Regions from separate parts of the Mus musculus genome. Here regions 1 and 2 are each linked to region 3. A link is a loop called in an ENCODE intact Hi-C map of the cell type or tissue named here. Cell type or tissue: heart. All regions are shown on one strand. Links, peaks and the distances in the headings refer to the core of each region. The heading gives the core; the rest is flanking DNA.

What was found. Hi-C counts contacts between places; a loop is a spot of excess contacts. Peaks named below come from ENCODE experiments on the same cell type or tissue, not always from the same donor. Only the 100,000 strongest peaks of a DNase experiment are listed, where the experiment ranks them.
Region 1: a loop joins it to region 3, with 3 times the contacts of the local background. A loop is called at or near these places in 2 of 42 quality-filtered maps.
Region 2: a loop joins it to region 3, with 10 times the contacts of the local background. A loop is called at or near these places in 14 of 42 quality-filtered maps.

What each region holds. Positions count from the first base shown.
Region 1 is chr9:78,443,535-78,453,541 of GRCm38, reverse strand. It overlaps Mto1 (mitochondrial tRNA translation optimization 1), which reads right to left and starts at 5,332. Exons shown (of 12, transcript NM_026658.2): 1 at 5,032-5,332; 2 at 3,924-4,123; 3 at 3,707-3,824; 4 at 489-778. The coding sequence starts at 5,245. In heart, for the core only: no CTCF peak of the experiment used is centred there; DNase peaks (open chromatin) are centred at 1,971 and 5,321; H3K4me3 peaks cover 2,058 bases; H3K27ac peaks cover 1,154 bases; H3K27me3 peaks cover 1,579 bases.
Region 2 is chr9:78,189,219-78,199,225 of GRCm38, reverse strand. Gsta4 (glutathione S-transferase, alpha 4) reads right to left here and starts at 7,260. Exons shown (of 7, transcript NM_010357.3): 1 at 7,162-7,260; 2 at 850-956. The coding sequence starts at 936. In heart, for the core only: a CTCF peak has its summit at 5,123 (motif pointing right); DNase peaks (open chromatin) are centred at 5,105 and 7,255; H3K4me3 peaks cover 2,820 bases; H3K27ac peaks cover 3,103 bases.
Region 3 is chr9:78,105,829-78,115,835 of GRCm38, reverse strand. Fbxo9 (f-box protein 9) reads left to right here and starts at 7,180. Exons shown (of 13, transcript NM_023605.2): 1 at 7,180-7,545. The coding sequence starts at 7,543. Cilk1 (ciliogenesis associated kinase 1) reads right to left here and starts at 2,598. Exons shown (of 14, transcript NM_019987.2): 1 at 2,381-2,598. In heart, for the core only: a CTCF peak has its summit at 5,988; DNase peaks (open chromatin) are centred at 2,605, 6,755, 7,255, 7,715 and 1 weaker place; H3K4me3 peaks cover 4,489 bases; H3K27ac peaks cover 3,217 bases.

The sequences.
Region 1 (10,007 bases), core at 682-8,681, 340 kb before region 3:
GAGAAGGATTAGGGTAGGAGTATGGCTTTGCTGGAGGGGGTGTGACACTGATGATAAGCTTTGACTAGAGACATTCCTAATTAGCTTGCTCTCTTTCTCCCCCTCAGGTGTTGGATCAAGATTTAAGCTCTCACCCATTGCTCCAGTGCCATGCCTACTGCCATGCTCCCTATCATGACAGTCATGGACTCACCCTCTGGACCTGTAAGGTCCCGAAAAAATCTTCTGTAAGTTGCCTTGGTCATAGTGTCTTAGCAACAGAAAAGTAACTGAGGCAGTAGACAAAGTAAGTTATATAGAAATGAAATAATGAAATTTAACAATGTATAGGAAAAGACCCAATTGCTAAATTAACTAACAGACACATAAATAAAAACAAAGCAAAACTTTAAAATGACAGCAGAAGGAGAGGAAAAAGACAGTTAGGATCTGTCCTGCTGTGAATACCTAGTATCAGCCATCAACCCGGGTTTCTGTAACTGTCTTACCTTGATCCACACGCTGTCACTGAGAAAGCTGAATGGTATGGATGGATCATCTGGTGTGTGCTTGTTTAGAATGGAGAAATTAATGGACTCTTTAGCGAGTCGGGGTGGAGTTCCAGTCTTTAGTCTTCCTACCATAAATCCCAACTTCTCCAGAGTCTGAGCCAACCCTATGGAGGGCTGATCCCCCAAACGTCCTGCAGGATGCATCTCCAATCCAATTATGATCATGCCTCTCAGAAATGTCCCAGTAGTCAGAATTACACTCTCTGCATAAATTGTACTTCCATCTGCTAAATGATTAAGAACAAAACAAAACTAAACAAACCAGTAAAGTATTTTCCTCATTGTTACCACAGAAGAAAATAGAATGTAAGTACTTTATATGAGAATTCCAGAGCCAGCAGTGGTGGTGCACACCTTTAGTCCCAGGGCTCAAGAGGTAGAGGCAGGTGAATATCTGTAAGTTTGAGGCCAGCCTGGTCTACAGAGTGAGTTCTAGAACAGCCAGGGCTATACAGAGAAGTCCATTCTAAACAAAACGAAACCAAAAAACCTCAAAAGCCTCCACCACTGCAAAAAAAATAATTACAGAAAAACTTCCTGTCTCTAAAAACTTGAAAATTTTTTGTAGTTCTTTTTAAAAACTTTATTAAAGCATGAACAAATGTATTTTTCATCAATACATATGTATGTGTATTTAATTGTATTTATGTATTTATTTGAGATAGGCTCTCTCTATGTAGCTCTGGCTATTCTGGAACTCACAAAGATCCACCTGCCTCTGCCTTCTGAGCACTGGGATTAAAGGTTTGCACCACCATTGCCTAGCAATAAAATACAATTTTCAATATAAACTGTTTATTAAAGTACTAACAAACAGAAAAACAGTACATATTTATGATGTATATCATGGTGTTATAGGTACCTTGTACAAAATGAGTCCCATAACCATACCTAGAAAAATCTCGCAGCCAGGCGTGGTGGCGCACGCCTTTAATCCCAGCACTCGGGAGGCAGAGGCAGGCGGATTTCTGAGTTCGAGGCCAGCCTGGTCTACAGAGTGAGTTCCAGGACAGCCAGGGCTATACAGAGAAACCCTGTCTCGAAAAACCAAAAAAAAAAAAAATCTCAGGGTACAACATTGTATTATCAACTATAGTTGATACCTTTCTACACATTTCATCTCTAAAAGCATCCAACTTATAAGTGAAAGCTTGTTCCTATAGATCAACTTCTCTTTATTTAGCACTCAAAACAAAGAATTCCAAATGAATAAGAAACCTGCATGTAGGCCACAGTGCTGGGTGTCTGTGACCTCAGCACTGGAACAATGGAACAGCCAGGCTGGCTGTGTCAGTGAGCACCAGGATCAGTGAGAGACACTGTTTCCAAAACTAAGCAACTCTGGAGCTTGGTGAGAAGGCTCAGCAGACAAAAAGGAACTTGCTGTAAAGGCTGGTCCCTGGAACCCACACGGTGGAAGTGACGTAATCTCCTGCATGCTGCTAACTTCCTTGAGTGTGCCAGACATGTCCCCCAGTAGTGTGAAAATAAATAAGCAGAAAAAATAAACGAGTGTGGAAGACACCTAATGCTGACCTCTACCCACTACACACACGTGCACAATCACTCTGGATGGCTGTATGTTGTGAATCTCAAGAATCTAAGCAGTGTTGTAGCAGGGGAAGCACGAGGTTCCTAAAGAAGCACACAGGCCTGCTGCACTTGGTGAGGGTACAGTCAAAAGTTAACTGACTTTAGCATTTTGGTTAAATACAACATGATTTCTTCTCTTTTTTAAATTGTCAGGTATTGAAAGGAATTTTTAAAATGTATAAAATAGCCCATGTGAGGTGCATGCCTTTAACTGCAGCACTTGGAAATTAGAAGCAGGTGAATTTGTGTGAATTCGAGGCCAACCCTGATTACACAGGAAAACCTCACTCAAAAAAAAAAAAAAGAAAGAAAGAAAGAAAGAAAGAAAAAAGTTGTATCCACTTCTGAATGCTAGATAGTAGCTGGAAGAATGGTAACTGATAGAGGGAAGAGAAGAAACTAGTAAGACTGAACTAGTTCCTCCTTGCAAAGGTCAGAAAGGAGAGAACCAGAAAGGCTGAGGTTGAGGAGCTGGGCTAATTTTATGTCAAGCTAACATTGGCTAGAGTGTTCTGAGAGGCACTGGGAAACTGCCTCCCTAAGACCGGGCGGTAGGCAACCATATAGAACATTTTCTTGAGTAGTTATTCATGTGGGAGGGCCGAGCCTGTTGTGGGCGGGGCCACGCCTGGACTGGAGGTCCAGGGTCCTCCTGTAAGAAAGCAAGTTGAGCAAGCTAGTAAGCAGCACTCCTGTGTGGTCTCTGGATCGCCTCCTGCCTCCAGGTTCTTGCCCACTTTGAAGTCCTGTTTTGGCTTCCCTCAGTGGACTGTGGTTCAGGATACTAAGCCAAATCAACCCTTTCCTCCCCAGCCTGCCTTTCGTCATGGCATTACATCACAGCAATACTAACCTTAAGTAAGACAAGAAAGTAGGGGTGGGTGATGTAGTGAAATCTGCCTCACATGGGTTTTTTTTTTTTTTTGGTTTTTTTCTAGACAGTGTGTGTTGGGGTGGGGACCCTGGTTGAGATGGCTCAGTGGATAAAGGTGCTTTGCCAAACTTGATGGCCTGAATTCCATCCCTCATACCTATGTGTGTAAAGTACACACACACACACACACACACACTTCACACAGAAAATGAACAAATATAGAAACAAATTTATGATAGAAGAAGCTGGATAAAAGACACAAATTGTTTTGGAGTATTACACTAAAACAGTATTTTGTTTTGTTTTGTTGTTTTTGGGTATTTTTTGTTTTGTTTTGTTTTGTTTCGAGACAGGGTTTCTCTGTGTAGCCCTGGCTGTCCTGGATCTCACTCTGTAGACCAGGCTGGCCTCGAACTCAGAAATCTGCCTGCCTCTGCCCCACAAGTGCTGGGATTAAAGGTGTGTGCCACCACTGCCTGGCACTAAAATAATATTAATGAACCTAGAATTTGACTGAGATTCACGATGGTCAAAATGAAGAGACGCATGACTATTTACATAATTTTCTTATCCAGGCATTGAAAACCAGAATTTCCTGGAACAGCAAAAATGTCTGCATGCTCTTCTCTAAAGCAAGTTTCTCACAGAGTTTGCTAGGCTGGTATTAGCATTATTAGCCAGTACATACCCAGGACAACACCTCTGACCCTGGACTTCCCAGGGTACCCAGGCTCTGGTTCTGCAAGAACTAGATCTTCTACAGCTCCCTTCTGAACAGTGAGTAGGGGCGTGCTCAGGATTTCTTTCTGTCAACAGAGAATGCCAGTTGAAAGAGCAGTTGGAGAAGCCCACAGTCCCTCCTGGCCTCACCGTGGGTGCTCACCCCTGGCCTCGCCTGTGCTCACCTGCATGTTCTGTTTATAAAGTTTCCGGTCAATCTGTGCTCTCAGTCCCCACACAGCAGGGCCCTTACGCCGGTTTAGCACTTTGTAATGTATACCAGACTGGTCACAGATCCGGGAACACAGACCATCCAAGGCATCCACTTCTCTCATCAAATGCCCCTTTCCGATGCCACCAAAGGAAGGATTACAGGACATCTGACCTAAAGAGAATGGATATGATCATAATAGAGTACCCTGTACATATTACTTAATAAAGAGTGCTCGGAAAGGTAATCAGACTAATCAGATTCATTTAAAACAATAAACCCCAACACGCTCTCCTCTAACTTCAAAGAGAGGAGGAATTAGCAGAAAATGGGCGACTCATTCCCGTTCTCTGCATTCCTATGGACTCTATCGTCTAAGCCAAGTTACCTTTCTTCTTTGAAGCCAAGGAATACTTGATAATGTACCACCTTCCTTCATCACTTTGGTCAGGCGTGATTGGGTACACCTTGAATCCCAGCACTCAGGAGGCTGAGGCAGATGGATCACTGTGACTTCCAAGCCAGCTTGGTCTACACAGCACTGTCTCATTTATGAGAATCATTAGTAGGCCTCTGAAATGTTTTTTAGACATATCCTACAGCGTTGATAGAACACAGGTTTTGCACTACTGTGTATATGTCTAAAAGAATTTAAATCTGTGTGAAGTGACAAGTGGACTTCTATATTTAACGAGACACTACTCGCCAGAGCCTAGAAGCGGGATCAGCCTAATGTTTATCAAGTGTCGGATGGATAATGAAAACGAGGTGCGTAAGCTGAGGCGCCTATCAGCACAAAACACGCAATGGAAATACGGAACGCGACAAGCGGCGGCAGAGCTTGACAAGCTCTCCGTGGACGCACCACGTCGGTCGCTTAACAAGACGGGTGTGAAAATGTTAACTCGGGATTTCTCTGAGATGACAATACGGGGAGGGTCAACCCAGCGACCTGCCCAGCAGCCGCCGTGGCTTTCAGTCCTCCGCTCCCTGACCCCGGGCACCGGCCACTCCGGTCCACCGCAACCCTGCCCGCGCTCGGTCGGACGTAGAGTTCCCGCCGCGGCCGCGGGGCTCCTCACCGATCGTGTCCACGCGGTGCGTGAGAAGCAGGGTCCGCGAGCCACAGCGAGCGGCGGCGGCGGCCGCCTCGGTCCCCGCGTGCCCTCCTCCGATAACTACCACGTCGAAGTGCGGGGTGCAGGGCGCCGCGCTGTCGCTGCGGAGGCGACGCAAAGGCAGCCGTCTGCCGAGGGACGCTGCGGCCCAATGGCCACGGCCTCGGAGAAGGAACATGTTGAGGGAAGCTAGCTAGAGACGCCCGGAACTGTCACCGGAGTAGAAGCCAGCTGGGCGTCGCCATCTTGGCCGAGTCAGCGCGTAGCGCGCCTGCGTCCAGCGACGCTTTTGATTGGCGGGTTGGAGCTTCGCCGCGGGGAGGTGCGCGCAGGCCCTGTGCGTTCTCCCCCCCCCTTCCTCCCCCCGCAGGTACTTTCAGCGCTGGCGGGAGATTCTATCTTGGAGGTTGAGGTTAGGCTTTTCCCGTGGACTTGTCTTTATCGCCAGGTTGCCACCTATGAACAATAAATTTGATCATTTCGCCTCAAAATCTTCTGAGAGGTTAGTCGACTAAGGCAATCCGAGTTCTAATCCTCATCTTGAAGGCCATCTGGGTCTACAAATGAATATCACGTCTCCAAATCAAAACTCCATTATTTATATACAGCTTAAACATTTTTTTGACATTTATTTTATGTGTATGATTGTTTTGCCTGTGCATGTGGTGTATGGGTGTGTGGGTGTGCGCGCGCGCCTCGATCTAGCCTATTCCCACAAAAGTCAGAAGAGTGCATCAGATTTTCTGGAGCAATAAAAGGTTATGAGCCACTATGTGGGTGCTGAGAATCAAACACGGCAGGTTCTCTGCAAAGAGCAAGAGATCTTGTTCACTGAGCCATTTCTCTGGTTCCTATTTAAACATAATATACACACAAGACATGGAGAATTAAAAAATGTGTAACTCCTACAAAGTGCTCTGTCCCTACTTTAAAGGAATGCCAGTCTTTTGTTGCTAGTAGCTATTTTTATATGCATATACAAGTTTTCCTCTGAGTTGAAATATTCCTTCCTAGAGGAGGGAGTCTCATAAAAGTCCAGAAGTGAACAAAGTTTACAGGTTCAGTCCCAGGAAGATTTATAAATTGCCAGGCCCACCCCTACTTCAGGCTATACAAGCAGGGACCATTGCTAGGGGGTAGACTCCAGGACCATCAGATGTGCAAGTCCTTCGGGGGCTCAGGGATACAACTTTTGTGAGTTGTCATCCATACTGCCCTGGACTTTTGTAATGCAGTCTTTGAGTCATCCACACTCCTGTAAATACCTCCAAAAAACTTATAGTTTCACTAAATTATATTTGAGTGGAATAATTTTCTTTGGCTTGTTCTTGGTGCCCTCAGGTAAATATACATTTATTCACATTTTCACAGGAGGGGGAAAACTCACACGGCACAGGAACGCTAGTATTTTGTATATAAATTCTGTGATTATACTATCTTTCACTTTATTCCCCTCCATTTAACTATATATATTTAAATTTTTAATTGCATGTATTCATTTGCATGTGAGTATGTGTATGGGCTTACTCATACTACAGTGCACATATGGAGATCTACTTGAGAGAGTCAGTTCTCCTCATCCTGTGGGTTCTGGGAATTGAACCCACATCATCAGATTTGACAGCAGATATTTTTACCTGCCAATCATCTGTCCAGTCCCCTTAACAATATATTTGCTTAGCTGGGCACGATGGTGCACAACTCAGGCAGAGCTCTGAGTCTGAGGTCAGCATGAACTACACGGTGAGTTCCTGGATAGTCAGGGTTATGTAGAGAGATCTTGTCTCTGAGAGAAAGTGAAAATAAGCAAAAGAGAAAAAATGAAAAAAAAAAGTCTTCTACATTGTATCCAATATTGGCTTGTTTGTTGATGGTAGGTGTTTTTAGATGAGAGAGAGAGAGAGAGAGAGAGAGAGAGAGGAGAAAGAGAGGTGAGCATAAGTGTGTATGTCTTGGTGAACATTTGGGACACAAATGTCAAGTTCTGAGGAGCCAGTGATCTCCTTCTACCTTGTTTTGAAGCAGGGCCTCTCTTATTATTTCTCTTGATGTTCTGTGTACTCCAGGACAGCTGGCTAAAGAACTTAAGGCCAATTCTCCAATCTCTGCCTCCCACCTTGCAGTAAGAGGGCTAAGATTGTAGAGGTATGTACCAAGATATACCATGTATATCTTTTATGTGGGTTCTAAGAATAAAAAAAAAAAACAGGTGTCAGGAGTGCATAGCTATCCAGTGAGCCATCTTCCCAGCTTCTAGTGTGTTTTTGAGATATCTTACTTTGCAACCCAGAGCGAACTGGAACTCACAGCAATCCTTCTGCCTCAGTCTGCTGAGTGCCAGCATTTCAGATTTATGCCACCATGTTTCACTTGGATTTCTTTTTCCTTTGAGACGTGTCCTTTCTATGTATGCCAAACTAGACTTGGATTCCCCATCCTCCTGCCTCAGGTACCTAAGTGTGGAGATTACAGGTGTGCAGACTCTGTCTAGCACAGAAGCGGATAGTTATGCTTTAACCGTGGATAATGAAATTGGTTTAAATGGGATGTGATGTTTCACAAACATTGGGCATTTTTCAAGTATCATCAAATATTTACTAGCAGTTCTCTCTCAACTCCTCCTGGCTCTGTTCTTGCCTCTCTCAGTCTGGAATTGATATATAGATCAGGCTGGTCTTAAACTCATGAAGATCTCCCTCCAAAGTGTAGGCACCAAAGTAGTTTGCTTTTTTTTTTTTCCTTTCTCTAACAGGTTTTCAAAGTGTTTATATTAGAGTTATGGCCCGTGCTAGCTAAAATATACTACTTCTTAATATTTTGAGTCAATAGCTTAAACCATTGATTAAAGAATCATAGACTCAGTCAGGCAGTGGTGTCTCATGCCTGTAATCCCAGTACTCGAGGCAGAGGCAGAGGCAGAGGCAGAGGCAGAGGCAGAGGCAGAGGCAGAGGCAGAGGCAGAGGCAGAGGCAGAGGCAGAGGCAGAGGCAGAGGCAGAGGCAGAGGCAGAGGCAGAGGCAGAGGCAGAGGCAGAGGCAGAGGCAGAGGCAGAGGCAGAGGCAGAGGCAGAGGCAGAGGCAGAGGCAGAGGCAGAGGCAGAGGCAGAGGCAGAGGCAGAGGCAGAGGCAGAGGCAGAGGCAGAGGCAGAGGCAGAGGCAGAGGCAGAGGCAGAGGCAGGGGATCTCTTGAGTTCAAGGCCTGATCTACAGAGTGAGTTCCAGGATAATCAGGGCCACACAAAGAAACCCTGCATCAATCCTGCCCCCTCCCCAAAGAATCATAAACCCAGTTGACACTTACCTGGGAGAATCCCTCTCACCTACATTTGAAGACCAGGCATTAATCTGTTCACATGCTATGTATTCAGTGCAGAATCTTCCCTTTTCAACGAAGACATTACTCATAGACTCAGAACCAGAAAGTTCAGTTGTAGCCCAAGGACAGATAATAAAGACAATAGAAACCGAGTTTCTGTTTGGGAAGTCTATAAAACCCTCATGTGGAAGGTAGTTTGTTACTCTTGTATCAGCGTCCCCAGGATGGACCTCGGATTTATTGTTTGAGACAAGATCTCACTCTCTTATCCAGGCTTGTACTTCTGGGCTCAAAGATGCTCTGCTTAAGCCTCCAGAGCAGCTGGAGCTACGGACCTATGCTCCCACAGGTGATGCTAAGAGTTGATTAACTAGAAAGATTCACAACTAAAAGAATTACAATTACAGTATGGTTGTCGCAGTGAATTTTGCTCCTTTCAAAAATCATTGTTCAAACTTCATTCTCTCCGATGCTCATGCCTATTCCATACTCTATTGCACTGTTTTCTTCTTTTTAATTCCTCCTCCTCCTCACCCTCCTCCTCCTCCTCCTCTCCCTCCCTTCTCTTCTTCTTTTCCTCCAGATAGGGTTTCGATGTATAGCCCTGACTGTTTTAGAACTAGCTCTGTAGATCTCCAGCTTACTGCCTCTGCTTCCCTAGTGCTGAGACTAATAATGGAGAATGCCACTCTACTGGCAAGACCTCACAGAGAGGTCTCCTGCTCAAGTGTATTTCTGCAAAGTAGGCAGCGTTTCCATTCCCAGGTGTGTCTACTTGCCATTCAAAAGCGAATGCTTGTTAGACAAGTTCCCATTTTGAAAACTCATGTACAGGCATTGACAGGAAGGAGGGAAGAGAGTTGCAGGGTCAATAGGATGGCAGCACACTGATCGGTGTCTTTTTATTCAGGCTACATGTATCTCATAATATATGGTACATACACACGCGCGCGCGTGCGCGCGCGCACACACACACACACACACACACACACACACACTCACACACACACACACACACTTTACAAAAAGTTACACAGAGCAGCAATTTTTGAGCTTTATTTTAAGGGACACACAGGATTGCATAATAAGGTGTGGAATATAGTAATGTTATTATTATAACATTCTGATGTTAGTTGAAAACTAAGTGTTGTTCTGAGCCATGTAAATCTTCAGAAGACAGGTTTTTGTTTTTGTTAGCACAGTGGAAGGCAAAATGAGTTCCGCCAAGAACAACTTTAAAAGAAGCAGCCACTGTTGACGAGACCGACTTTAGAAATCGCTTTCTGAAAGTCTGCATTAAAGGACTACGGAATCTCAGCAGCCAAATCAGGATGGCTTACACCGTGCTGCTCATGAAACTCACACAGGCACTTTGAATATGTTCTTTAAGAGTCGGTGTGCTTTTTAGAAAGATAAGTTGAAATACTAATTCCAAGCAGTTAAATCTAACTTGAAAAGGTTCAGTGAGTTTCTATTTCTCATTAACAAGAACAGTAAATTTTGATTTAAAGTTTACATAAACCGGGCGAGGTGACGCACGCCTTTAATCCCAGCACTTGGGAGGCAGAGGCAGGCGGATTTCTGAGTTCGACGCCAGCCTGGTTTACAGTGAGTCCCAGGACAGC
Region 2 (10,007 bases), core at 912-8,911, 84 kb before region 3:
GCTGGGGGTGAGTGGGTGGGAGGGTAGCTACTGGTTGGAAGGGACAAGACAACATCTGGGCGGATCTCCTATATCAAGGGTCCCTAAGAAGCTGTTCTCCGTTTTTGCTTCACCTCACCTAGCTCTTCTCTCACTTCAAACTTTTGTCTTTGCCCCAGACTTCTCCAATGATTTTCCCTCTTTCGTTTCCTCTCTTTTCCTTCTTTGGCTTCATAATTTTTCCTTCATGTGAGGCCAAATTAAGTTTATCTTTGAGACTGATATATCCAAAGATCCTACTCAAGCGAGGTTATGCTCATTTACTGATGGCTAAAACTGTAATTAGCCTCCATCTATAGCCATCTAAAGCTTTTCGAGGGTGTTTTTGTCCTACGTATCTTAAGATGGGGTGGGACAGATGACCAGACCAGGGCAGAGTCTCTAAAGTGGGAAACAAAGACAGCAGTGAACCTTGTTCCGGGGAAACAGAATTCATACTGGGAGAGACAGCGGTTTGAAGACATTTCTATAAAGTCCACGAGGAGACTTAGAGTCAAGGTAAGAGCCAGTCAGCAGATCGTACATCTGGGCCAGGGCTCCGGGCAGCCATGAATTCCACGAGTGAGGTGCTGAGGCAGGGGTTAAATGGCCTCAGAAAAACCAACCAATCCCAATGGAGGAAATGAGCTAATCTTCCCCTATGGTTATCATCATCTCCAGGAACTTCAGAGTATCCCAGGCCCTCAACTCCCCTCTTCCTGGGCACCTCGTGACTGTAATCCCCCCTTTCTTATCTAAGAAAACAGGTGGAAAGGAAGGGAAGGAGGAGGGGATGGGACTTATGCTCCATCCCCCCAACCCGGAACTGACCTCCACTCCAGCCGCAGCCAGCAGCCAGCGGATCGACTCCATCCGTCCCCTGCCATTAAAGTAGTAGAGCTTAGGTTTGGCTGCCATGACTCCTGCTTCAGAGCTTCCTAAAGGGCGGAAGTAAAAAAATACGTTTAGAAAACAACCTGGTACACATCATACGCTTCGCCACCAGTTACAGCCGAGATGAAACACGGTAAGAAAAGCTCCTGTGTGGGGTGCGCAGACAAGAGCACGCTATGGAGAAATGCACAAAAGCGGGATTTGGAGTTGGCCTTGTGAGCAGGTGGTTAGGACTGGGGCGGAGCACTTGCCTTTGCTAGGCAGTCAACAATGTCCCATTTCTTGAGCAGAAATAGCAGTCTTTACTTTTAACCAATTAAAATGGGCAGTAGTGGTCCACGCCTTTAATTCCAGGAGGCAGAGGCAGGGGAATCTCTGTGAGTTCAAGGCCAGCCTGGCCTATAGAGCGAATTCCATGACAGTGAGGACTACAGAAAGAAACCCTGCCTTGAAAAACAAAAACCCAAACCATCAAACAAACAAACCAAAAAAGTAGCCATTTCAATGTGCACGCATGGTTTGCCTTACGCTGTATAAATGCTGTCACTCACAGCTTGAGACAAAAGAACCAGGCACACCCACCAAGGCGTCACATTATTGAGACTGTCTCTGGTATTTGGAGATAGGAACCAGGAATTGATATAATGATTTCATAAATATCTCTGAAAAAAAAAATCTTTTCTAACACCAGCAAAGAGGCAGGCTACTTGAAGTGGGCTATTCTGCGGGAACTGGGGAGTCTTCAATTGCCGCCACAAGACTTTATTTTTTTTCCAGGTAAAAAGAGATCTATGAAATAGCATAAAATATATGAATCATAATGACAAGTTAGAAAATACCAAAGTAAAGCAGTGGTGACACACACCTATAATCCCAGTACTTGGGAGGCAGAGGCAGGTGGATCTCTGTGAGTTTGAGGCCAGCCTGGTCTACAGAGTGCAGATAACCAGGACTATACAAAGAAACCCTGTCTCAAAAAACAAAACTAAATAATACACACACACTGTAAATATCTGTAAAATACAAAATTCTGAATTAAATTATTTTTAAACTTGCAAAGTGCTATCTTTTTCACTAATCACTTCTTCCTACACGAAACATAAAGTGATCCCTGAGCACCATGACACGCATCCCAGGCAGAGGCAAGGGGATCGTGAGCGCACATTTCCACATATCTGGTCATTTAGCAAAATTATTTAGCATTTACTATGTCTATAGAAAGCTTTATTAGACATGCTGTTCATAATATGTTTTGATAAAATACATTATGGCCAATCAGATCAACCTCACACTAAAGATAAAGGTTTTTGCCAAATGAAAAAAATTATCATATTTTTTTTGTTAAGTATACTGAAAGAAATAGTATCACTAAAGCAAAGACAAACAAACAAAATATTACATTATTGGCCTGTTTGGGGGCAGGAGGAGTGCAGTGGGATTGTATTTGCCTCACAAGCATGAAGTGCTGGGTTACACACACACATGCACACACACATGCACACACACACACACACACACACACATGCAGACACACTTATTGGCCTGCTTCTCAATCCTTGCTCAGTCTGCTTTCTACAATAGAATCCTGAAAGGCAGGAGTGGACTTGAGAACCAAAAAAACAAAATAAGGAGGATCTTTTGGCAAGGATCCAGAACCATGGGGTGGTATCACCCACAGCGGGCTGCCCCACCCACCACCAGCCATAAATCAAGAAAATGACCCAGCTGAATGTGGTAGAACTTGATTTTAATCCCAGGATTTGGGAGATAAAAGGCAAGAGGATCTCTTGTGAGTTTGAGGCTAGCCTGGTCTACATAATGAGTTCCAGGACAACAATTACTGCACAGAAGGACCCTGTTTCAAAAAAAAAAAAAGGTGTGTGGGGGGAGGGTAGAGAACAAAGAGAGATGTAGAGGCAGAGAGACAGAGAGAGCATCCCACAGACTTGCCTACAGGCCAAACACCCTGATGGAGTTTTAATTCTTATTTTCTTAAAAAAAAATATTTAGTTATTATTATATCTAAGTACACTGTAGCTGTCTTCAGACACACCAGAAGAGGTTGTCAGATCTCATTATGGATGGTTGTGAGCCACCATGTGGTTGCTGGGATTTGAACTCATGGCCTTTGGAAGAGCAGTCAGTGTTCTTAACCACTGAGCCATCTCTCCAGCCCCAGAGGTTTAATTCTTAATTCAATTGTTTCCTATTCCCAGATGACCCTGGCTTGTGTCAAGTTGTGGGGGTGGGAGGAGAAACAGCTAGCACACAGAGATTGTATGCACATGTAAATTTGTCCAGCCAGGATAGAAGCCTAAAGCAGGTCTTCTAATACTTTTTTCTTGATTCAACAATGTTTAGTATAACCTAAAGATTGGTAATATAGAAAACTATGTCCGTTTAGCCTTCAAAAAGTAAACCCAGTTATCTCCTTGTTTAAGGTACATTGTCAGAGTGAACAAAATAAGTGCAGTAGAAATACTAATTTTGTCCCCAGGAGCCGCCAAGAACAAAAGACAGTTGTCCCCGATTTCATTCAAATGCCAGCAGCATTCTGACCCACACTCATCTTCTCAACTCTGGTTTCTTCTTCTCAAGAGTTGTCCAAGTGTGTACACAGTTCCATGAGCTAGTTCGCCAAGTGGGCTTTTCCTATGATGACCTGGGGGTTGAACCCCACCCAGAAGGATCAGAGAATGTGCACCCATATGCAGCTCCTCAACCCAGAAGCCAGCGCACAGCTCAGCTGGACTGAGCAGAAAGCAGCCATCATGGGTGACAGTTTAGACGGAAAAAGAAGTACAAAATCTTCTAGAAAATGGAAGAACACTTCTCCTAATACAATTGCTTGAGTTAGGCCACAGGTACCGGTTCACAGCTCAGCTCCAACAAAGGCTTAGTTCCAAGGTCAAAAGGAGAGCACATGTGCAAGTCACTAAACATGGAAACCTAGCAACCTAAAAATGTCCCTTCTCCGTCGCAGATTACAGCAACATTTGCTTGTGAGAAAAGAAGTCAGCCTGGCTTCTGTTTTAGAAGTGGGCGGCAATCTCCTGAGCGCGCTTGGGGACCAGCAGCAGCAGTTTCTAGGTGCCTAGTAGGAAGTTACAGGTCTGAGCTAGAGGTGGCTCAACCGTGAAAAGCGCAGAGGACTGGGCTTCATCCCAAAACCCACGTGGCAACTCACAACACTCAGTAACTCCAAGCCCAGAGGATCTGACTTCCTTTTCCGAGCATCCTTGGATGCTGCACACGCGATGCACAGATATGCACACAGACAAAACACCCATGCACAATAAAATTTAAAAAGGAAAAGAAATGAGAAGAAAATTCTAGGGTGAAAATTCAATCAGTCTGCCCTGGGGGTCGCAGTCAGCATGGAACCATTGTCCATTCTTCCCATGAACTAGGTCAACATGGAACACCAGATCTCGTGGCAGCTCTCAGTTGGTTATGTGGATTTTTTACTGCAGCCATATGGCACTCCTGCGGGACACAGCACCCCTGTGGGACAGAGACTCTGACCCAGCTTGTATTAGGTATCTCCTCCCCATCTTTCATACTCAGAAACTAAACTTCTTATTAATTAAGCCGATTGGTTAATGTTCATAGAACACCAATGGTTTATACACTTGCTTAGATGAAAAAATAAAGCCAAGAGACTCAAATCTACCTGGGTCTTTGTAGCTATGTAAGAATAAACAAAGCAGGCTGCCATGTGGTATTTAAAGGCTAGGGCAAGTCTGAGAAACAAACCGATAAACACCTCACCAGAGCTTGCTCCTTCGAGAAGCCCTGCATTTCATTTTAGCACAGCTCCCTGCACGTGCAGGACCAGGAGGAAAACTCCAGTGTTCGATCATTTGAGTTAAGTCTTCTGAACACGTGGAGGAGACGCGGAGAAGCACAAAGGTACTCTATGGCTGGCCCCTGCTTCCTTTCTAAGTAGGTAAAAAATAACTGAGATTTTCCTAGAGAGAATATGTGTGTGAGAGTGTGGGCATGTATGTGTGGTGTGCATGTGTGAGCATGTGTGGACGCCCAAATACTAATGAGTATTTTCAAATTCAAATTCAGTTAAAACCCCACTTAAGTCTTATGTATTTCAGCTAAAGTCATCCCCGTTGGGTCCTGGCAAATGTATTTATTGAGTGCTCTGCTGCATATACACCCATATGCCAGAAGAGGGCATCAGTTCCCCTTATAGATGGTTGTGAGCCACCATTTGGTTTCTATGGGGATTGCAACCCCAAAGGAAGAACAATATCAACTGGACCAACCCAGAATTCCCAGAGACTAAACCACCAACCAAAGAGAGATTCATGGTACCAGATACTTATGTAGCAGAGGATGGCCTTATCTGATATCAAAGGGAGGCCCTCTGTCCTGTGGACATTTGATGCCCCAGCTCAGGGGGGTGCTAGAACAGTCGGGGGGCGGGGGTAGGTGAATGGGTGGAGGAGCACCCTCATAAAGGCAAAGGGGAGGGGGCAGAGGGGGGTGGGATGGCAGGGTTGTGGAGGGGTAACCGGGAAGGGGAATATCATTTGAACTGTAAACAAATAAAATCATTTTTTAAAAAAAAGTCTTATGTATTTACTTTGTTGTGCCCAGATTGTAAAAACCCCAAAGAGACCATCAGGAATCACAACCTGCTATAATTGCATGAGGGTCTTTATTCAAGCTCGAGCTTGGGCCACCAACCTTCCTGATGAAACAGGAAAGAGAGTGAACCCCCAGGTCTAAGTGAAGGGGGTTTATAAAGGAAAAAACTGCAGGCCGGGTTTCCAAGCCTTGGCATTCCATGAGAGGGTAAAGGAATTCTGCTCTTCAAACCTGATATCAGGTTTGTTCTGACAGCGGGGCGGAACGTGCAGCTGGAAAGGAACCTTTCCGACCTGGGAAAAGTACCTTGTGCTATAGGAAGCTGGTGTAGTTTTACAACTGGCCACAGCTGTCTGGGAACACTTAATTGTCTCTTTTTCATAGTCTAAGAGTGGGCTGTTATCATTTCAAGGGTATTGGGTTCTGTTTCCTTCGAGGGCAGGAGCCATCTGCACCTGAGAAAAGTTGGTTGTTAATCAAAAGGGGGTATGAGTCTCAGGGGAGGCTACGGGATGCTGCTTTCTTGTTCCCAAGGCTGGCATTTGCGCTCCCGAGTACGTACACACACACACACACACACACACACACACACACACACACACACACACACACACACACACACACACACACACACACACACACACACACACACACGAGCATCGTCACAGGGAGGGAGTGCTAACTGCTCTGACTCCACACAGGGCCAGGAGAGTGTAGGATTTGATGTGCAGGTTTCTCAGGTCTCTTCAACTTTTGAAGTTATAATGTGTGAGGGTGTTTTGGTGTGCCCAGTCATACTTAAGCTGTGCACAGACAACGCACGCGTGTCCATTGGATAGATGTCCATTTGCTATTTTCTTCAGAATCATGAGAGACTAGAAGTTAGACAGACAGGGAGAGGGGCCATGGATATGTAAGAAACCTGATGAACTTCCAAGATGGCTGGCTTCTTCTATACCCTCCAGGCTGAGACAAAAGCCTGGCCCCTTAAAACCAGGGCCTTGCAGGCTTTTACCTCCCAGCAGCAGGCCACTGCTGAGGGACTAACTCAACACCTTCTAGGCCATCTGGATTAGGGCTGGTTTACACGAGAGTCACAGGCCAGAGAAACTTCTTTTCTTTAAAGTGATTACCCTATATTGGGGGGGGGGGGTCTTCAGAGACTAAACAAACAAACAAACAAACAAATCCAGCCCTCGAGAAGAGATCGGGGATTTTTAGATTTTGTGGCTTCAGTGTTGCAGATCTTTTCTCTGTGTGTCTGCTGCATGTGGGTGGTTGCTTGCCTCCAGCAAGCCCCCTTCTTCAGCTGCTGAGTCTCTGCTCCTGTCTGCAGGGTTTGAGATTTCTTCACTGCTATCTGTTGCAGTTGAAATTCCTCCTGCCTTTTAATTACTTAAATGGCAGAGAAAACGAACCCTACCAAGACCTTTAGACCATACCAACCGCTCATCTACTAGGCAGAAAAAATTTGTGCCTTTTATTTGGCCTAAACAAGCTTTGAGATAGTGAACAGCAAATAAATCACAAAGTTAAAACAATTGCGGATTATAAACTGTAGCTTTAGCAAAATTATGTAACTACTCAGTGCAAGAGGAGTACACACACACACACGCACGCACACACATGTACGCACTCACTCACCTTATTCTTGTGGGATTGTTGTCTCCAGGCACTGGAAAGAAGCGGTTCTGCGAGCGAAAGTTCACCGTCCTGCAGGTCGTTTTGGAAGCTCCGCCCACCAGCCATTGAACATTTAAGAAATGTACACGCCCCCTAGGCACGTTGGTTAACGCTTTGTTTCCCGGGGAGAAGAACAGGTTTGCTCTAAAAGTTTTCGCTGACTCATTACTGAGTACACTCTTTGGGGGTGCTGACGCGAGGACTCCGATTCCTGTGCTGGAAGTGTTTACATTCTCTACGGGGGAACCCAGTAATATAAGCAGTTCAGATAAATGCACTGTATTCAAAATAACTATAACATCAACCTATTGAAAGGTTAGAGCTTGCAGATTTGTGAATTCATTGTATTCATTGCCAACAAAAGTACAGTAGAGAGGAATCAGCGACTGGGAGCATCGTGCTGTGGTCCATTCTTGTGATGCTAAAATAGACACTCAAGACTTTATTTTTGAAAACAAATTAGAGACGTACAGTTCTGGAGGTTGGGCAAGCCAAAATTGAGGGGCTTTCTTTCACTTGCTGAGGATGGGGTAAAATAAAAGAAAAAAAAAAGTGTGCCCTCCCTTGACGAGAGAGAAAGCGGCAAGCTCGTGCATTCACCTTAGGGGTGGACTCCCGATGAATGGGAAACTTTGCCCCCTCCCTCTCTTTCTCCTTAAAGAATTTTTTCCCCTTTCATTTTACCCTGTAGAATGGGGCAGATGGTTAAAAAGGCATGACCGCCATTCCTGGAACAGTCATAGGCAGCCCATCAAGAACCGTTTGTAGTTAAGGTTACAGGTGGGGCATAGCTCTGCCTTTGAGAAACAGAGGTACAGTCATGAACAGGAATAAACCTAGTTTGTCTTTACTGTAGGACGGCTTTGAAGCCTAAAACTGAGGCAAGCTAGTTCTTCAGTACCTAACCCGCTCCTCAGTGACATTAATTCACTCGTGACAGCGGAGCCCTCATCCACCTTATCACCTCTTTAAAAGTGCTGCCCCTCAAACCAGTTGCCCCAATGCAAAATGGCTTACGTTTCTGTAACAGGCTGGCAAAAATACATTTGAAAAGAGACACTTTGTGTCTCTCAGTCCGACTATCAGACTACGGAAACAATGGACCTCAAAGAAAAGGGACACTCCCCAGGAATCCAGTCAGAGGGGGATCTTGTCTCCTGGGAAACATTCCTTTGGCACAGTTTCTAAGAGTTAGTCAGAACGTCTTACAAGATGAGACTGAAGCACAGAAAAGCAGTGAGCACACGTGACCACTGCCTAGACCAGGACCGCTTAGATGTGCGTGCCTGAGGCTCTCTGGTTAAACTCTGAACTCACTTCAGTACCTGGAAGATGGACTTGAGGTGGGGAAGATGGGTGTGTCCCTGGATGCCTGGATCCCTGTTCTTTTTCCATATTGACTAAGTTTCCTTTTTCTGCTCTCTGCCCCCACCCCCACCCCCGGCCCCCCAAGACAGGCTTTCTCTGGTCTAGCCCGGCAGCCCTGGAATTTGCTCCCTAGACTAGGTTGGCCTCAAACTTACAGAGGTCTGCCTGCCTTTGCTGGGATTAAATCAAATTTAATTGTAGATCAATCATCTTAACTCTTAAAGGTGAGAGCAGGTTTTGATTTGGTTGTGGCAAAGAATCTTGGTAGGATGATGAGGCTCGAAAGAGTCCGGGAACTTAAGAAAGGCTCATGAAGCTACTCTTTGAGGTTAAATTAGTAAGACAGTTATGGAAGAGAGGCTGCCTTTGTGCAGCTGACTTCAAGCTGTCCAATAAGCTCTGGGATATAGCTCTCATTACCCATGCTGAGGTGGACTTCTCAGAGACGCAGCTTCCCTAATGTCTCCCATACTCCAGGAAGTGATCCCTCAGTCACGCTCTGTAAGTAACCATGGTAAACTAAGTGGTTTAGCAAGATAAATGGGCTTCTAAATAAGTTCTCCTTTGTCTGTCACAGATGCCCTATCTTGGGTGAATAGACATTGTTTGTATCTTTCCAGGGAACGAAAGCCACTAGTGGCACCTGAACAAGGACTTATGGATCCAAAGATGTGTCAAGAGAAGCAATCCTATGTTCCTTGCTATGGGTAATAAAATATCTCACCAAAGACAGGGAGTGCTGGAGCATGTGTTTAATCCCACACTGGGGAGGCAGAGGCTGGCAGATCTCTATGAGTTTGAGGCCTGCTTGGTCTACAGAGCAAGTTCCAGAACAGTAAGGGCTACACAGAGACACACCCCCTTCAAAAACAAACAATCAAATCTCACCAAGGCTGAACTGTCTAAGGGTAGGACATCCTTGGGTGGCTGTCTTCCTCTAGGTGTTGTGGGGTTGTTATACCCAGTTCTCGGGAACCCCGGAAGAACTCTAGGAACTGCAAGTTCGATATGAAAACAAAGAGAGCCTTTATTCCTGGATAAAGAGCTGGATCCTGCTCAGGTTAGGGATGCTATGCCCACGTCCAGAGGCTCGGAATATATATGAGCAGGGATCCTCAAATGTTGGAGTTACATGAGTGGGGAGGTGACAAGGGAAGGACATCCTTCAAACCTGATAACCCAGGGGCTGGAGAGATGGCTCAGTGGTTAAGAGCACTGACTGCTCTTTCAGAGGTCATGAGTGGCTCACAACCATCTGTAATGAGATCTGGTGTGTCTAAAGACAGCTACAGTGTACTTATATATAATAAATAAATAAATCTTTAAAAAAAAAAAGAAAAAAACCTGTTAACGTTTGTTCAGATAGCGGGAAACCATGCAGCTGAGGAGGGGACCTTCCTGGCCTGGGAAGTAACTTTATGGGGCTATCAGGAGCGAGT
Region 3 (10,007 bases), core at 1,286-9,285:
CCATAAAATACGGTTCCTGGCCTCAAGAGACTTAAGATAACGTAAGCCAATGAGAGAACAGTGTAAGGGCAGGCTGGTGAACAAATATTTCAAGACTTTTAGGGACAAGGAGAGAAATGAGTAGCGACAACGACAGAAAGACTCACGGGACTTGGGAATTGATAACGTATCGGCTGTGCAAGCATAAAGACCCGAGTTAAATCCCCGGCACCCACATGCAAGCCAAGGCAAGACACAGCCTCACTTCTAACCTAACGGAGCCAGTGAGACATGGCTCCCAAATGTAAGACAGTGACCAAGGAAGAAAACCAGTGTCGACCTCTGGCCGCACACATGCAAGCGCATACACCTGCATACCCACATGAATGTGTTTACAAACACACAAGAGGATTTCCTCCCCCAGAGATGGGTACTGTTAGCACAGGGGAGTATGGAGGATAAAGCGAGGCTCTAAAGAGAGTAAGATGATCTCCGTTTGGGGGAAGGAGTCGCCCCCACAGTAGGACACTGAGTGCAGAGAATTTAGAAGGCTGAGGTTCATTATGAATGGACTTGAAAACTCAGGTGGATTAGTGAAGAACTGACACAATGGATAAACTAAAGGTCGCATGGCCAGGAGATATAACAAAAAGTGACCATGTGAAAGACTTAGCCGGGAAGCAGAGGAAGAGGACAGAGAGGGCAAACACTCGAGAGGGCTCACTAACAGGCCTGGGGGGCCGGCGACAAGGTGGCTCCACAATGTTTCAGGCTGCAGGAAGGGAAGGGCAAGATCTAGATTAGATGCAGAAGGAAGAGACTATATGAAACACACTTCAAAGGTCTTGGTGACTCACTGATGGAGGGAAAATGGCTGAAGAGAATTCAAATGCTTGAAAATTGAAACAACCCCCTGATTTGTCAGGAACCTTAGAAAGCTGTGAGGGAAAAACCAGAACAGAACAGGGAGTCTGTGAGAAGGGCTCTGAGAGAGTGAGTGGACACTCAGTCAGTGAGGCTCCACTTTCCTGACTCCTTATCCTGTCAGCAATTGCGCATGGCACAGAGGGAGGACATTTCGGTAGGAGAAAAGATTCTTTGTGACTAGTATATGTGCTCAGTTCCTTTGGCAAGGACGCCTACTCAGGCAGGCTTCTTGGACCCCACAGCACGCGCCTCCATTATGGGAAACTGGTTGGTCTCATTAAGAATTGAAGCTGCCCTCTTCCCACTCAGTTACCAGTGTGACTGAAAAAAGGGACAAGGCAAAGTGGAAAGGAAAGAGCAGAAAAGTGTGTGTGTGTGTGTGTGTGTGTGTGTGTGTGTGTGTGTGTGGACACTGGAAGGCTGCACCCCAGAGGCAGGGGGTCCATGGGATGTCATCCTAAGTTAAACACTCCCAGCACTGTCCTTGGTTCTACTCTGACTTACAGTGTTCTCCAAGTCCAGGCTCGTAGAGGGCCTTAAAGAATCTACCAAATTGTTCAGAAACTATTTCAGATGTGCGTATTTATGCATACATTAGCTACTGTAACAGTTACGCACAGAGTCAAGGCACAGGTCTTGCAAATAATTTATATGTCAACTACACTGATTTAAAGCTCTTTAAGAATTTCATATGCAGCTCCATTCATTATTGAGACACACCTGGAAGCCCCGACTCACCAGGAAATGGGTGAAATGAAAACTGTTAACTATCAAACTCCTCTCAATACAAAGAGTGCTGGGCTCAAAATTATAAAACAAACAAACAAACAGTCTTGCTAGCTCAGATATCAGTCAGGTGGGCAAAATCCAGGGTGGAATCTCCCTCAGACTTAGTAAAAGCCATTCCTTAGTAATAAATGGAAATGAATACATTCCTCTGCAGAAAGATGCATTAATTTTACCTCCTGTACAAGCCATGCATGCTAGTATCAAACTTTTAAAAGGTTAACAATAAAAAATAAACGTTGTTCTCTGAAAAAAAAAAAATCTTTCAACATCCTCCTCCAAACATCTGGTTTGAGTGGAAAGAAAGAAGCCGGAGTAAAAGATAATCTTGAGTAAAATGGTTGCGAGCAAGTGTGCTGCTCAGACCCGGGTGGGACGGACAAGGGCCTAGTTAGGCAAATGATAATCCCAAGTCCTCAGCACCCATCCACCCACAAACCCACCCGCAAGAGGTTTCAAGTCGGCCAGGGTGCTCCGCTCCTTCAGACTGAAAGATAAACACACCCATCAAAAGCCCCGGGCTCGGGAGTTTTCTCGGCAAAGGAGACCCGCAAGACCGTGGCGGGTCCACTGAGAAGCCACAGCCCCTCATTCCCGGCCATGAGTTCGCTCGGGTCAGCCGGTACCGCCCAGCACCCAGCGACAGGTCGCAGTGCAGCCCTCCAGCCCTAGCCCCAGCCCCACTTACTGGCGGCGATCGCGGCCCGGCGGCGCGTGCACCCGAGAGGGCCCGGCAGGCAAGGGCAGTGGGATCCGAGCGGGCGAACCCGGCAAGTCCACACCCGTCAGCGCGTGGCATCCAGCAGGAACCCGCCGCTCCGCGGCCTCCGGCAGCAAAACAAACAAAAGGCAGAGTGGCTTCTAGTGGGGACGACCAGCCGCTTTCCCTGGAAAAGCTGCCCTGCAGCTCCCCTCGCTGGCCCCGCGCGGCCCTGCACCACCGCCATCTCCCGGATGCTCGGCAGAGGGCAGCGTTGAGCTTCTGGGCTGCGGCGAACCCACCCGGGGGAGCCGCAGACTTGCCACTGACAGGCTGATTGACCCCAAAATACTCAAATAAGGGAAGCCCCCGCTTAAAAAAAAAAGTTTCCTGCCTGAATGTAAATCAATGCGACTAAACTGCACAGTCACAATGTTTTAAAACAACACATTTTGGCGTCTGTATTTAACCACAGTAGAAAAAATGATTTCAGCATTATTGCAACGTAAGTTTGAAAGACTGAATGGATAGCTTCCGAAGTGAGAAACCAAGGAGATGCAACACTCCTTTCTATGCAGTGGTAGGAAATCTAACACTGTTTGCAGAGGTTCTCAACCTGTGGTTAACCCTTTTGGGGATTCAAAGGTGGCCTAAGACCATCAGAAGACACAGATATTTACATTATGATTCATAACAGTAGCAAAATTACAGTTATGAAGTAGCAACAAAAATAATTTTAAAGTTGGTGATTACCACAACATGAGGAACTGTATTAGGAAGGCAGAGAACCACTAGAACAAACTCACAACATAAATTATATTGTAAAGCCTGAGTGGTGGTGTACACCTTTAATCACAGCACTTAGGAGGCAGATGCAGTGAATCTATGTGAGTTCTGGGACAGCCTGGTCTACATAGTGAATTCAAGGACAGCTAGGACTATGTAATGAGACCAAGTCTCAAACCTCTCTAAAATAAGTCATACCTACATACATATATACTATTGTGGGACCCACCTTAAATCATCTTAAAGGATAGCTTTGAAGCATTTTGAAAAAAAAAAAAAACAAATTACCACCCGGCTCTGGACTCTATCGTTCCACAGGGTGGTAACCCAAAAGGCTAGTAAAAACAAATTGCTAGGCCCCACACCAGAAGTTCTTGGGGCAGATGCTGCTGGTCTGGAGACCCACATCTTTCTAAATAACACTATTTTGACCAATAAATCAGTAACTCTTTTGAATTTAACTCTTTTTGAATTTAACTCTTCCCAGCCATGCTTGATGGAGTTACACATCCGCAGCCCCTGCGTGTGACAGTGGAAGCAGAAGCGCCAACATGAGCTACAGGAGAGCTGGTCTAACAAATAAGACCGAGTGCCCCCCCACACACACTTGTCATGTCGTTTTCCTTTCATTATTTGCCTCTGAATCCTGAGGACTGCAGGCAGTTTTTCTCAGCCCCTGAATCTAGCAAAGCTCAGATCACTCCTTTTGCTCCACTGTTGAAGAAACCTACGAGACAGTCAAGTTCCCCAGGGCTTCTGTTAACCTTACCTGTCTCCTTGTTTACCTATGTGATAGCTAGCCCATAGGACAAATGGAAATCACAAGTCCTCCTTAGTGAACACAAGACAAGGAGCCTAATAAGTCATATAGTGCTCATAAAGGGGAGCTTTAAAAGTAACTAAAATGATTACATTTTCAAACTTAACAGTTCAAGCCAGTCTGCCTTGCAAAGAGAGGAACTGCCTTTGTCTACCTTTGGCAGAGGTCCACTGGGTTACTAAGCAGTTTATATTAGAAGTCCTGGCCCTTGGGAAATTATGACCCAGTAAATACATGTTGAGATAATAAAAACCAGTGATGACGGCTATTGGTTATGACTGAGTACAAATAAGCGGTAGTGAACTGTAGCTGTGTTTTAATAAAACAGGCTTGTTGCTGTGAAGCAAACAGGGTTTCAATTAGGTAGGTACTGAATTTATCTTCACAAATATTTATCTTGTTAAATTTTACTACTTCATCAACTCGTTTGGATAAGAGAAAACGTGTTAATTGGCCAGCCCGCCTTAAACATTCAATCCTCACTCTTCATCTGAAAACTGACGTTTAGGGCTCATTGTTGTTTTATGTGCACTGTTGGTTTAGTATGTCTGTGTGAGGTCATCAGACCCCCTGGAAGTGGAGTCACAGACCATGTGGGTGCTGGGAATTGAACCCAGGTCCTCTGGAAGAGCAGTCAGTGCTCTTAACCACTGAGCCATCTCTCCAAGCCCCAATCTGGGGAATTCAAATCACGTCTGTTATTAGTCTTTTTTAAATTTTTTCCATTTAAAACCTAATTTTAAAGGGATCATTGGGAGAAGTGTTTTTCTTGAAAGACCTGAAATCTAGAGTCTCCTTTAAAAAACAAAGAAAACTACTGACATATTGGCATCCGTCGAATACCTACATCATAGGTAGTTAGTAGTGTACAAATGAAACCATCCATAGAGAAGGGCTGTTCTGAAATATAGGATTTGGGCAACATGTGCCTAAGGATGCAAGAGGCATATAAGCTATAGGGAGAATCAGCTGCTTTCTGATTGGCTCCGAGACCTGCTCCAACCTTGTCAAAAGTCCATGGCCCTATGGAGGAAAGAGGAGGTTACAGGCCCCACGTAGGGAGCCCTTGACTGTTGTTTTGCTAAATGCACATGTTGTTAAACTGCTTTCTGTCTTTTTATATGCAGAGATTAATGCTGTTTCCAACCTTCCTCGTGTGCTAGTTGGCCAGCCCACCTTAAACATTCAACCCTTTCAATGAAATTGACTAGTTCTAACACTGTGGAAACTTCATGTGAAAGCTGATGTTTAGCTGATGTTGTTTTGTGAGAGACGGTCTGGCTGGGTCTGGCTGTCAAGAGCACTTGCTGCTCTTGCAAGGGGCTCCAGTTTAGGTTTCCAGAATCCATGTGAAATGGCTCACAATCACCTCTAAGTCCAGTTGCAGGTGACCTGATACCTTCTGGCCTGTTTAGGAACCTTCACACTCATGGTGGCACATAAACTTACACAAGCGTACACACACAGAAGTAACAGTAAGCAAGTCTTTTAAAGAAAGGAATTAAAAGGCAGTTAAGAAATCTCGGGGAAGTCCCCGAAGAGCCACCATACGATTCCGAGGAAATAGAAGCCTCCTTCCAGGGTTCTTAGTCTCATTAATAAAATAATTTAAATTTGGACACAGACAGCACCTCAAGAACTAGGAAAACTAGGACTGGCGAGTTGTAAAACGGGAAACAGCCAGGAGGATGAGACTGAAGCAGAGAAACAGGCGTGGAACACGACCGGAAGGGGAACTTCGGAGGACAAGGAAGCTCAAAGCTTTAGTTAAGGAATGTAAAAGCATTCTTGGTCTCTAGCTAGAAAAAGTTTACCTGGTTCTGCCTGAATCTCATGGTGGCTTCTAGGGAATGACACCCTAGATTCTGGAAGAAAAATGACATTGTCTTAAATTGATTTCACCTTCCTAGGGGTAATCCCATGGGCCAAGTCCCTGACCTATATCCCACTAGATTAGTCTATAAGGGAGGAGCCAAGGACAGTCTCCACCTAGAGGTGGATTCCATTATTTACAAAATCTGCCGAGAATAGGTGACAGTGCTCAGCCCTAAATGGGACATATCTATATCCACTCCCCAGCCCCCAGCTCCGGGAACATTAAAGAAGATGGGGTGGAGAGAATGTAAGAGCCCGGGGACAGGAAAGAGTGTTCCGAGATGCTGTCTTTTGGATATGTCACGACAGGTGTATTCATCAGCCTACTGAAATTATGATAATTTCTACAAAATCAGGCCCAAAAGATAAGGCAATATTCCAGCATTAACTGGACTCAGTGGAATACAAACTAACTAAATAGACAACATACACAGGATTTGCAATTTCTTACTGTAATCAAGTTGCACCCCTCCCCTTTTACCTCCATGTCTTTGCCGAAGACGTACTTCATTTCTGAGCTCCAGAATAAAGTAGCACAATAAAATTTTAAGTTCTGTGAAGTCGGGTGAATGTAGCGTCCTGGCTGTTAGGTTCTAACACTTACAGAAACTCAATAAATGTTGTCTAAATGTCTGTCAGAGGCCAGGAAGCCCGTAAGTTTTGCTAGCATATGCCTGTAGGTGAAAAAGTTCTAAAATGTGCAATCCAAGTGCCTTCTATTGACGTGGAATCGGATGTTTGGACTGTAAGAAGTGGCACCGGGTTGGGGGTGGGTGGGTGTAAGTTCCGGCTCAACGTGGAACATTTGACTACAAATCCCAGCGTCCCTTGTAGTGTCCACTCCTTCAGGAGTCGGGTTTCAGGCCTTGAAAAGGGCCGTCCTTCCCCCGTTGTATTGTGGGATCTGTAGTTCGACGTGACTTGCGTTGGCTGTTACCACTCTCCGGCTGCACACATGAGCGTACGTTTTCTTCGGTTCAGAGTCTGTGGGGTTCAATGATTGTTGAGTTTTCGCTCTCTTTTCTCATTCTGACAGGGCACCCAGTGTCCAGGGCGCCTAAAGTACTGTCCCCTAATGTCCAATTAGGATCGACTCAGGGGGCTCTACTCCAAATTCAGGTTCAAACATTTTGAGCTAACGTCTGCTCCTTCCTGCCTGGGTGTTCTCAGCATCAAACAGGCGGGCTGAGTGAGGCGGGCCAGCTTAGCTCCACCGACGGCTGCACACAGTAGGCCCATCACCCTAGCTCGCGACGGGTGGCTGGTAGCCAAGCAGGCGGCGGCGACGGCGACGACGGCATTGCGCATGCGCGGCGCGGCGGCGCAGTTTCCGCAGCAGAGCAGGCAGCTCCGCCGCTGCGTCCAGACGTCTCCTGCTGGGCCGACGCTCAGCTCTTCGCTCGGTGCTCGGCCTCCGCTGGCGACCGGCGACCCCTCCGCAGCTCGAGTCCCCGGCCGCCGCAGCGCGCCTGCCTCCGGCCCCCTGTCCCGCGAAAATGGCTGCCGTACGCCGGGCCCGCAGTTATTGCCGCTGCCTGGTGCGCTTCTCCGACCGAGAACTCTGCTAAGCCGCGCTGCAGCAGACGGGCAGGAGTAGACACCGGGCAGCCGCCACCCCTCCGGGAGCCGGGCGCGGGAAGCCCCTCGACTGGGCCGGCCGCCGGCCAGCATGGTAACCGAGGAGGGAGGGCAGCAAGGGCCGGGTGGTGAGGGCAGGGTTTGACGGATAGCCGAGGAAAGGCCCGCTTCGGTCACTCCAGACTGTCCGAGCTGGGAGTCGGGTCTCAGGTGACCTGTCCTGGCTTCTGCACAAGGGAGGTGGCCCTGGCAAGCGGTGACACTTGTTGATCGCTTCTGTTCTGGCAGCCCGGCCCATAGATGATTTCGGGAGCTCCACGTTTGGGACGCACGCCCTCGAGGTGTCAGTGGCCCTGGTAGGATATTCGCAGGCAGTGCTGGCAAACTGGACTTGGAGGGATTCTTGCCAAGTTTCTTGATAGCGAGGGCCTAAGCCGCTTCTCTGCTGTGCGGACGGAGAGACTGCGCCAAGCTCCATGTGTGACAGCTCCGGTCTCACGGGACTGTTGCATGGAGTATGTAGGCTCTGCAGTGACTTAAGAAACTAGTTTCCGGCTAGGGCTGGATGATTTAAGAATGAAAGATACCAGACTGACTGGGAGAACACTCAAGTGGCTTTTTTTTTTTTTTTAACATGAATTGGCTGCAACGGTTTATTTTATGAAACTAGTCTGGTGCACAGAAAACACACTAATTGATTCTTCTTCTAAACTTTCAAAAGTAGTCCTCAAACCACGATTAAGCCCTTAACCTTCTTTATGTTCAGTTAATCTCATCTGCGAAGAAACTAACCCACTAAACTATACCATGATGCTTGAGTAATTTTCAACTATGAAAATACTGATGATTAACTAAGCTCCTGCTTATTTCAAGTGGGATTAAAATCGACTAAATGTAGTAAAATTCCAGTTCCTACTGTCAAAATCAAGGTTAACAATGGATTCTGTTCTGAGATAGGCATTCTGTATTCAACTAGTTATTTTTGAGCCTCCGACTAGCCTGGCATGGTGTGGGGTTTGGTGCAGTACCAGATCTTCAATATTAGCAAACCTATTAACTGTGATCTGTGATAAACTTTTAATCACATCTGAAAAGATGACCCAGAATTCAGAATCACTAATTCTCTTTACAGATCTCTCTCTCTCTCCCTCCCTCTCTCCCTCTCCTTAAATTAATGTTTTAAAGTGTGTGCTAGATTTATGTTAACTTGACACAGACTAGAGTCATCTGAGAGGAAGGCACGCCTCACCTGAGAAAGTGTCTCCGAAAGATCAGGCTGCAGTCAAGCCTGCAGGGCATTTTCTTAATTAGTGATTGATGGGGAGGGCCCAGCCCTTTGTGGGTGGTACCATCCCTTGGCAGGCCGGTCCTGGGATCTATGAGAAAGTTGGCTGAGCAAGCCATGCAGGAACAAGTCAGTAAGCAGCACACCTCCATGGCCTCTGCATCAGCTCCTGCATCCACCATTGTGTCCTGTTTGAGTTCCTGCCCTGATTTCCTCAGTGATGAGTAGTGATGTGGGAATGTAAGCCAAGTAAACCATTTCTTCCCCAAGTTGCTTTCGGTCATGGTGTTTCATCACAGCAGTAGTGACCCTAACTGAGACACCATGCCGTGTATGTGCAGGTGCCCACAGAGGCCAGAAAGAGAATTCCAGTGTGCTGCTGGACACGAATGCTGGGAACCAAACTCAGGTCCCCTGGAAGACTATCCAGCCCTCAACTGCTGAACCATCTCTCCAGCTCACAGATGTCTCTCCAAAGAAAGAGATCCCAGTATAGTGCTCACACTCAAATTCCTCCTAGCACATGAGAGTCTGAGGCAGGAAAATCACTGCAAATTCAAGGCCAGCCTGGTCTACATATCGAGTTTCAGTCCAGCCTAGGCTATACACAATGAGACCCTGTTTCAACTAACAAAAACTAATGATGCTGGTTTTTTTTTTTTTTTTTTTACCCAAAATCATGTGGTGCTTTTGGTCCTAAACGTACCAGCTGTGACAAAGATGTGCTCTCTGCCTTCGATACACTCTTTCTACTGAGGGAGACAAGTGATTTCAATAAGAATGTATTTGTAAGGTGACAGAAAACAGTTGGAAAATGCTGCTGACTGAATGTTGAAGTAGATGCAGCTAAGCAAGGAAGAAGGCAATCCAGGCCCAGAAGAGCAAGCAGCACACTGAGTAGCACTAACCCATTAGAGCCGGGAAGCTCTTCAGATCAGGCTAGCTTAGTCCGACTGCCCGACAACAGCAAGAGGGCTGTACTCCGTGGGACTCGGGTCCTCTCTTATTAGCTCTATTTAGGATTTGCAGTGATAACTCAGACTCTTAGATGTATACATCTCAGTGGGATCCATGCATTTCACAGTCTCCCTCTCATATTTCCTAGTAGATCAGTTTCTCATTACAACAAAATGCCTGAGATCATGCATACAGAGTTCGCTTTGGCTCATGATCTGGAGGATCAACTCCGGGATCCAGGTGGCCCCCTTGCTTTGCACCTCCCACACAACAGCACATCATGGCAGGAACTGTTCTCCACCCATCAGGCCAGA